Linked DNA regions of Homo sapiens: regions 1 and 2 are each linked to region 3. The links are chromatin contacts, found by Hi-C or POLR2A ChIA-PET in ENCODE. All regions are on one chromosome and are shown on one strand. The core of a region is the stretch at or near the end of the contact, and the rest is flanking DNA. Distances in the headings are between cores, read along the strand shown. Region 1 holds the start of GYPC (glycophorin C (Gerbich blood group)). Region 2 overlaps BIN1 (bridging integrator 1). Region 3 holds the start of UGGT1 (UDP-glucose glycoprotein glucosyltransferase 1).

The links. Hi-C counts contacts between places; a loop is a spot of excess contacts on that map. ChIA-PET counts read pairs that join two places held with the same protein, here RNA polymerase II (POLR2A). Pooled maps may share reads with other maps.
Region 1: a map of chondrocyte shows a loop between it and region 3 (10-fold over the local background). The contact joins the promoter of GYPC here to the promoter of UGGT1 in region 3. A Hi-C loop is called at or near these places in 1 of 168 maps with a recorded cell type or tissue (chondrocyte), 1 of 37 single-sample maps with no recorded cell type and 10 of 50 pooled maps.
Region 2: a loop to region 3 is called in a pooled map, with 5 times the contacts of the local background. The contact joins the enhancer-like site here to the promoter of UGGT1 in region 3. A Hi-C loop is called at or near these places in 1 of 37 single-sample maps with no recorded cell type and 10 of 50 pooled maps. POLR2A ChIA-PET finds 5 or more read pairs at or near these places in 1 of 52 experiments (activated CD4-positive, alpha-beta T cell).

Annotation. Positions count from the first base shown.
Region 1 is chr2:126,654,704-126,657,584 of GRCh38, reverse strand. It overlaps GYPC (glycophorin C (Gerbich blood group)), which reads right to left and starts at 1,427. Exons shown (of 4, transcript NM_002101.5): 1 at 1,273-1,427. The coding sequence starts at 1,321. RefSeq lists enhancers at 148-397, 1-694, 1,488-1,777 and a silencer at 1,028-1,397.
Region 2 is chr2:127,087,066-127,089,985 of GRCh38, reverse strand. The region is part of intron 1 of BIN1 (bridging integrator 1); the gene reads left to right. Among named protein-coding and RNA genes, the nearest start is that of BIN1, 19 kb to the left of the region's middle. RefSeq lists an enhancer at 2,435-2,920. Within about 2 kb of position 1,670, at least 2 of the 41 ENCODE cell types and tissues checked have a DNase peak (open chromatin) inside an H3K27ac peak, as active enhancers do.
Region 3 is chr2:128,089,942-128,092,861 of GRCh38, reverse strand. UGGT1 (UDP-glucose glycoprotein glucosyltransferase 1) reads right to left here and starts at 1,662. Exons shown (of 41, transcript NM_020120.4): 1 at 1,447-1,662. The coding sequence starts at 1,504. RefSeq lists an enhancer at 1,591-1,900.

The DNA.
Region 1 (2,881 bases), core at 178-2,677, 1.4 Mb after region 3:
CATATGCTCAAGTTACGTGCTCCGGGAACCACAGTCTCATGTGCAATTATATAAACATGCCCAGCACGGATCCAGCACTTAGGATGTGTCAGACTCCGTGCCGGGACATTTATACGCACTTCGTGCTGCTGGATGAGTTATCTCCTGTTATTATTCCTACTTTCCTACTTTGCAGATGAGGAAACTGGAGCTAAGAGAGGCTGCCTTGTTTATAGGCAGTGCAGATGATCCCAGTGCAGACTGAGGGGCCTCGCTCCCAAGCACCACTGATGCCTGCGCACTCCCAGGCTGACGCAAGCACAACCACAGGCACATGGAGTGCCGTGTACACACGTAGACCGAAGCAGCACTCCTCCACGCCAAGCTCCAAGCTCAGGCGGGGTGAGGGGTGAGGCCTCACAACCCCCTGGATTTCAAAGACTTATAAAAGAGTTGGTGTCTCCAATACCCATATCATTATCATATCAATAAGGTATCATTGTCACATGATAGGCTCAGGGTATCTCCTCTCTGACAGACTCTAAGAATCAGACCGCGGCAGGGTGGGGGTAAGAGGGATGTACATTACGTTTTTTGGTAAAATCAAATGGTAGTTTTTATTGCAAAAGTCCAACGGCAGAGGAAGAGGGCAGAGAGAGGCCCAGCAATGTTTCCAAGCATCTACAAAGACTTTCATCACAGATGATTTCCTCTCAGCAAGAAAACGTGATGGTTTAAAAGAGAAAACCAGCAGCGAGGAATTACAAATCCCCAAAGGATCCAGGCCGCAGGATTCCCTCGCATCTGTGTGCCTTTGCGGCGCCCAGCGGAGCGAGCAAGTCCCTGGGCAAGGCTGGAGTTGCCTGGAGTTCACCGGAGCCTGGCCGGTCGGACCCTGGCTGGGGAGCAGCACAGAAGCAACTTGTGATGTGAACTCTCACCTAACTGTTCTTTAGGGAGACAATTCTGGCCCCACACATTTCACATGCCCCGCACAAAGAAACAGAAAGCGGGCGACACGCCCTGGGAGGGCGGGCTGGCGGCTTCTCCAGCTCGGAGCGCGTGGAGGCTGCGCGTAGGGGTCCGGGACGCGGGACAGGGACTCCGCGCAGCCCAGGCGCCGGGGAACCGGGGCTGGAGTCGGGGATCTGAGCCCAGCGGACGCCTCCTCCGCCTGGAGGCCCGGCACGGACCGGGACACCAGGGCGTCCGTGGCCGTGGCTCGGCCCCTGGCTGCTGCGGGCCGCGGCCTCCAGTGGGTCCCCAGGACCCTTCCCCACGGCGGGTACTCACCGAGGCTGAGAGGCCACGCCGTGCTGTTGGGGCTTCTCGTCGACCACATTCCTGGGCGTCAGCCCGGGCAGAGACCGCGGGGACTGGCCAGGCCGGGCCAGGCCGGGCCGGGGGAGGGTCGCGCTCCCGGGCTCCTGACCCTCGGCGGCGAGAGGAAGCGGCACCTGGGTCACACTCCTCCCGCGCGGGCCGAGGGGAGGGGCTCTGGCCCGGAGATAGGCAGACTTCATTTATTTTTTTTCTGCAGACTTGGCTGGTGGGGTTTCCACCCCCTTTTTTTTTTTTAAACACACACCCGCCCACTTCTGAACTCTTCTTTGCTCCAACTTTCCTGCGCAAGAACCACGCTTTTCTAACCGTTTCTCTTTCCATCTGCCACTACCGGATACAGAGGTTGTGGTTGAGAATTCCCCCTGGAGTGCAGGGAAAACTCCCCAATGTGACATGATGGCCTGGCCCAGCACTGTCGGGGATGGTGACCAAATAGGGCAGACCTGTGTTGAAATCTTGGCTGGCTGCGCGGCCGCTGGATAGCTGGGCGGCCTCTCTCAGCTGCGGGGCATTTGTCCCTGGAGAGAGTCCCTGTCTTGTTGGCCTTTGGGGGCCCTGTACTCATGGATGGGCTGTTGAGCAAAGATCATTCCAAAACAGGAAGAATTGCTGGACAAGAGTCGTGATTTGTTCCCATTGCTTTTGTCTGAAGCTGCCAGACACAGTGCAGTTTGTGAATTCGCTCTACTTTTGCCATGAAAATCTCCACGTGGATTTCGATACATACCTTTGTTGGTTAAATGCAGTCAAATGGCACCACCTACAAAAAATGTATCATAGCATTATCTGCCCCTTCTGCCCAGAGACAAGGGCAGGGAACTTGAGGCCCTTGTTTTAAATCCCCACCCAGGGGAACACCCTGTGCTTCTCCTGTGTGATGTCTGAACCTTCCTGTGCTGCTTTTCATTGTTTACTTTATAGTTCCCCAAGCACTTTTGTGACGCCCACCTCTCCCCTACCTTCTGCCATTAAGGCCTATCCTGCACAATCCGGAGAGCCAGGCCAGCTGTCTGTACAATGTATGGGCGGTGCCTTTGGGACTGTCATCTGCATTGAATACAATGAGAGGCTGCGCCCTGGAGATTTGCAACACAGAGGCTTTGCTCACCTCTAGCCGGGCTGCACAAACTCCAGGCCTTCTTGACGCAGTGGGAAAGCACTCATGATTCACTTTAGTTAGATCATGAAGAACCCCCGATGCTGATAGATCTTTACTCCAACTGCCATGTGCAGCACAGCCATGTTGAATTGAAATAAACTACTCACAGAATGCCTTTGGCCTGGTGGGGAAGCCCTGAGTCTTGATTTCCTCATCTATAAAATGGAGGCAAGAACACCTGCATTCCGGGGTTTTACAGAGGCAGTGATTGTAGAATCACAGTGGGAACAGAAAAGGCATTTAATAAACAGCAATGAGTAATGATTAATTTATTTTTATTTATTTATTTATTTATTTTTCTGAGACGGAGTTTTTGCTCTTGTTGCCCAGGCTGGAGTCCAACGGCGTGATCTCGGCTCACCACAACCTCCGCCTCCTGGGTTCAAGCAATTCTCCTGC
Region 2 (2,920 bases), core at 421-2,920, 1.0 Mb after region 3:
AGTAGGGCGTTGGGGACTAGGGTGGGAAGACTGCAGGAACTTTCAGCCCTGGGTGGGGGGAGCAGGGGGGAATCCAGTGCTAGCGGCTCTGCTGGGCCCTCTTACCTACATGATCATACTTCACCTTTAAACACCCTTGAGGGAGTTCTTGGCTCTAAGTGATGAGACCCAGCAGGTCAGGGAGGTGAGCTTACTTGCCCAGGGCTGCACAGCCTGGGCCTGCTCCCAGCACCTTCTGCCCCAGCAGTGTCTCCTACCAGAAGGGGTTCCTGGCCAGCTGCCCAGACTAGATGCCCTGAGCTGGTCATCCAGAGTGGGCAGTGGGAGGGACTGAGGGGCAGGTGGGTGGGGCCGGGGTGTGATAGAAACCTGACGGTGGGGTGTGTCCAGTCCACCCCAGGGTTCCTGGCCATTGTGTCTGCACCTTCCTCCTGGACATCTCTGGGCACTGCAAACTCACTGTGACCCCCAGCTGTTACCCCAACACGTGTCCCCATCTCAGGTGATGACCACCCCTTCCCTCTAGTAGCTCAGATCACAGAGTCCCCTTGCCTCCCACCTGGGTCAGTGCAGTCAGCTTCTGAACAGGCACCCTGCCCCACTGCGCTCCTGAAGTGTGTACACGCGCCAGCCTGGGAGCTTTGCAGGCTGCAAAATCAAGTCTTGGCTCAGAGCTTTCCAGGGTTCCACGTTCCATGCTGGGTTTTAAGGGCCAGAGTCTTCCAGGGGCCTCTGTGGTCCTGGGGGCCGAGGCCGCATGTGCAGTGGTTAAAGCTCCTCACCGATGGACCCAGGCCTGGGGTTGGGATCCTGGGCCTGGCTGCGTGACCCTGGGGAGTTGTTAAGGCAGTGCCTCAGTTTCCTCACCTGCAAAGTGAGAATATAATAGTATTTCCTTCATGAGGTTATGGAGGGGTCCACCATGAGGCTATGGAATCATGCCCAAGGGCTCAGCATGAAGCCTGGCACCTGGTGTTTCAGGGCCTCCTGGTCCTCCCTGCCCCCTGCCACTCTCAGCCACGCCGGTCTTGCTGTCCTGTGGCATCCCTCCCGTCCACCTCAGGGCCTTTGCACTCACTGAGTTCTCTGTCCAGTGAGTTCTACCTTCTTCTTCCTTCCTGGCCTGGTGTCTTGCTCCTTCATCAGGTCTCTGCTCAGCTGTCACTTCCCTGAGTTCCTTCCTAAGAGCAGCCGCCCTCTCCCCTCACCCCCAGCCCTTCAGTGTCTCTCTTTTTTTTTTTTTTTAAGAGATACGGTCTTGCTCTGTCGCCCTGGCTGGAGTGCAGTGGTGCGGTCCTGGATCACTGCATTTTTTGAACTCCTGAACTCAAGGCATCCTCCTGCCCTAGCCTCCCCAGTAGCTAGGACTATAGGTGCACACCATCACACTCAGCTAATTAAAAACTATTTTTGGTAGGGGTAGGATCTCACTATGTTGCCCAGGCTGGTCTGGAACTCCTGACCTTAGGTGATTTGCCCCCCTCAGCCTCCCAAAGTGCTGGGATTACAGGTGTGAGCCACCGCACCCGTCCCCCTGCTGCATTTTTGTTCGGAGGCTCACAGCACCTTTCAACATTGCCTCCCTCCTAGAGTGCTGGCTCCTCCAGGGCAGAGACCTTGCTTGGCTTCCCATAGAGCATGGCCAGGCACACTGCCACCAGGGCACGTTGCTGAGTCTTCAAATGCCTGTTGTGAGGTGATAGTGCAGAAGAGGAAGCCACCTTCGTTTTTGGGTGGGCGTTGGCAGGGGAGGCTCTGATTCTGTGCCTGTCCTGCTCTTGGCACCCCTCTCAAGGAACTGAGTTATGAGAAGATCCCTCCTGCGTCTGGCCAGCTCACCCACAGTGTGACCACCACAGCCACCAGGCCCTACAGCCGAGAGGCCACGTCCCAGAGCCGGGGTGGGGACTCTTCACAGTGGTGGGTCTGGTGGAAGGTTCCTTTCTTCCACTAAGTGCTGGCTGGGTGGGGAAGAAGCTGGAGGGTGAGGCCTGGGCAGCTGGCTGGGCGCTTGATGATGGTCTGGGTGGGCGTAGCCCTTCTAGAAACTCCTCTGTTTGCTGGTGGACACCTGGTTCTGCTGATGGCTAAGAATAGACTCAGCTTGGGGGATGGTCCCGAGGGGAGGGGAGCCAGTCATGATCCAGGGGGTCCTCCAGCCCTCCTGGTTGGAAGGTGGTGGGGTGGCTGATAAAATCCAAGGGCTTGGTAGCGGTGGGCCGTGTGCGGATTCTAGCTCATTGCTTACTGACATGGGACTCTCGGTTTCCTCACTGTGAAACGCCTCCCTCCCCTGCCAGGATTTGGAGCACATGTGGTCTTTGGATGAGCGGTTCCTGCTCTGCCGTCCGTCCTGCACTGCCCTTGGCTGGTCCAGCCCCGCCGGCCACTGTGAGAGTGCTCACCCCAGCCCCCTCCCAGCCTGACTCTGGCCCCTGCTGCCTCCACTCACGCTGTGTGCTCTGCTCGGGGCTCCCCAGGCCACCGCAGCCCACCCTGGCTTCCTCTGGGGTCCACGTGGCACCACCCTGGCTGCAGGCCATAGGCTTATCTACAGAACCGGCTGGAATTTCAGGCACCCTGGGAGGGATGAGAGAGAGGACGGGGAGGGGGCCTTCCTGGCCTGGAGTCAACTGGACACTCGTTCTCTGGGGCGGGAGCCTTCCCTTCCAGCTGCAGAGATGAGTGTGGAGGAGGAGACCCTGCAACTTCCTTCCCCTCCCCCTTCTTTCTCAGGGGCGGGGCTGGGCTGCCAGCTCTGATGCAGACAGGACCTCCAGGGGCCGGCCGGGCTGGGAGGGCTCTCTGTGTTTTCGTTTTTGACCATCAAAGCATTGTGGTGGGGCTGACGTAGTTGGTCAAGTTTTTATTGTCAGTTAAGGATGTAAAAGAGAAAACCCAACACCACTTTTTGCTCTCA
Region 3 (2,920 bases), core at 413-2,912:
AACACTCTTTAACAAGTTCTAGGCCCAACTATCAACAACCATCCGTAGGAGGCTGAGGTAGGAGGACCACCTGAGCCCAGGAGGTGGAGGCTGCAGCTAGCAAGATCATGTCACTATTCTCTAACCTGGGCAACAGAGCAAGACTCTGCCTCACCAACAAAAAATAAAAAAATAAATTAAAACACTATCTCTTGCACCATTGCACTCCAGCCTGGGTAACAAGAGTGAAACTCCATCTCAAAAAAAAAAAAAAAAAGAAAGAAAGAAAGAAAATTATCACATCATCTTGTATTGTTACAGGGAAACTTAGATAAAAAAAGAAAATGCTCACAGACAGCTGCAGGAAAGTTCTAAGCAAATTTTCTTCTTACTTTCATATATTCCCCTGAAGTTCAATGTGCATTATAAATGTGCTATGCTACTGTACAAAGTATTATGGTCACTTCCTTTAATAAGTTTCATGTGGCCAGGAGTTCAAGATCAGACTGGTAGGTAACAAGACCTCATCTCTACAAAATAAATAAATAAATAAATAAATAAGAATTTTTTTAAAATAAGCTTCAGCTAAGTTTATCAAAAGCAAGTCAAGTGTTGCTAAATTCGACTGGCTTAAAAAAAAAAAAAGCAAAGTGAAAAGGCTACAATTATTCCAAGTTTTGTGGTGCTGTTAAATAGCTATTTAAAATGTCTTCAAACGCCTGCAAGTGTAAGATTCTTGAAGGAAAGAGGGCACTTTACACTAAAATTGGCTGGCAAGTACATCAATGAATGTTTCCAAAACAGTTAGTGTAGCACAATAAGGCAAAAGACCCCAGGACTTCAAACGAACAAAATTGCTCCTTCTCAAATCTGGCAAGAAATGCAAAACAACTGCAGATTCTGGCCAAGGAACAAAAACAGTTCACATCTATAAGTTATTGGCGACGGACGCAGATCTCATTCTGGCAGGTCCCACGCTAAAAGTGAAACCATATCATCCAATTTCCAGCCAACAGATCACAGTGTTAAAAGAAAACAGTAACCAATACGCATCAACCCGAATTCATTTTAGGAAAAATTGAAATCTATTTTAAAAAGCACGTCGTTCTGCAATCAGGGTCCTGCAAAGTGCTGCTTCTCAACTCACTGAGGATCAAGCTTGGTCTAAATCCATGGTAGGATACCTCCCCCATTTCCTTCTGCACTTGGCACAAGGATCTAAAGCTCTTCAAAGAAGGTTCAAGACCGCTGAACAGAGCCCGCCGCCACCCCCGCGGAAGCGATACCTTGCCAAGAAGACCACTGAGGGCAACTCGGGGCGCTCGCGAATAGGGGAAGGGATAGGACACCAGAGGGTAAACTGAGTCACGGTAGAGGCGGAAGCTCAATGTGACAGGGGCACAGGGTCGCCTTGTGCCCCAAACCCTCTCTTTGTCCACGAGGCCTCCTCACGCCACCCCTGGGTACCTGTCACCGGCAGCGCACCCGCGGCACACGCACCGCTCGCGTCTCCCTTGCAGCCCATGCCCGGGCCGTGGTCAGTCCGCCACAGTGCCAGAGACAACGCCAGGGCAGGGCGGGGCGAGGCGGCAGCGGCAGTGCAGGCTGCGCCAGTGAGAGGCCGACACGCGCCTTTCCCGCGGCTCGACTCAACACCCAGCCTCGCAAAGCAATTGCCCAGCTGCCGGCCGCCCTTTTACTTCCGCTTCCTGCAGGCGAACGCTGGAGGACTTCCGGATACCGAGTCGAGACCTAGCAGCCCAGAGCGTCGCGCGGTCGCCCTCTCATCTCCGAGGGTTGGGGAGGGGGGAGTCCTGCCTCTCTCCTCACTTCCGCCTTTCAGGGTGGCGGGTAGGCTGCCGGTCTTCAAGGTCTTGGGAAGGTTCGTTGGGCCAACAGCTGAGACCCGAAAGCTTCAACAGTCAGTCGGTGAAATCCAGTTTGGACTCTGGGACTTACTCCCTTAAACCTTTGTTAAAAGCTTACTCCCTTTAGCCTTTCGGTGGCACAGTAAGGACAATTGTCTTAATGTTTCTGAGCATCTTAGACTTTATACTAAACCCTAAAATTTTGATAGCTACCTTCCAGGAGGCATGATGAAAGGAAGACTTTTTAAATTTTATGAGCCGCTTGAGCTTTCTTATTCGGACAGCGGCAGCTTAGTCTACAGGGACTACTTTGTCCTTTTAGTATTTTTTTTTTAACTAATATAAACCAGTTTAAAATTGTTTTGGAATAGGTAGCATTTAACCCACCCAAAAATGAATACCTCTTTGGAGGGTATATTTTTAAGTATATTAAGTCAAAGTGAATGAAAAGCCAAAAATATTTTTTTGGAGTTGGAGTCTCGCTCTGTCTCCCAGGCTGGAATGCAGTGGCGCGATCTCGGCTCACTGCAACCTCCGCGCCCCCGCCCGCGCCCCCCACCCCCCAACCCCCCGACCCGCATTCAAGCGATTCTCCCACCTCAGCCTCCCCAGTAGCTGGGATTACAGGCGTGCGCCACCGCGCCTGGCTAATTTTTGTATTTTTAGTAGAGACAGGGTTTCACCCTGTTGGCCAGGCTGGTCTCGAACTGCTGACCTCAGATGATCCACCCGCCTCGGCCTCCCAAGTGCTGGGATTACAGGCGTGACCCACTGCGCCCGGCCCAAAATAATTTTAATAAATAAACATGAGCCAACATGATGAAGGGGAGGAAGGAGAGGAGGATGAAGGAGATGACTAATGGAACACTGATGGAGGCCGGGCGCGGTGGCTCACGCTGAGGATGGAGGCTGAGGCAGGAGAATGGCGTGAACCCGGGAGGCGGAGGTTGCTTGCAGTGAGCAGAGATCGCATCACTGCACTCCAGCCTGGGCGAGAGAGGGAGACTCCATCTCAAAAAAAAAAAAAACAGCAACAACAACAGCAAAAAAACACTGATGGATTCCAACCTTCC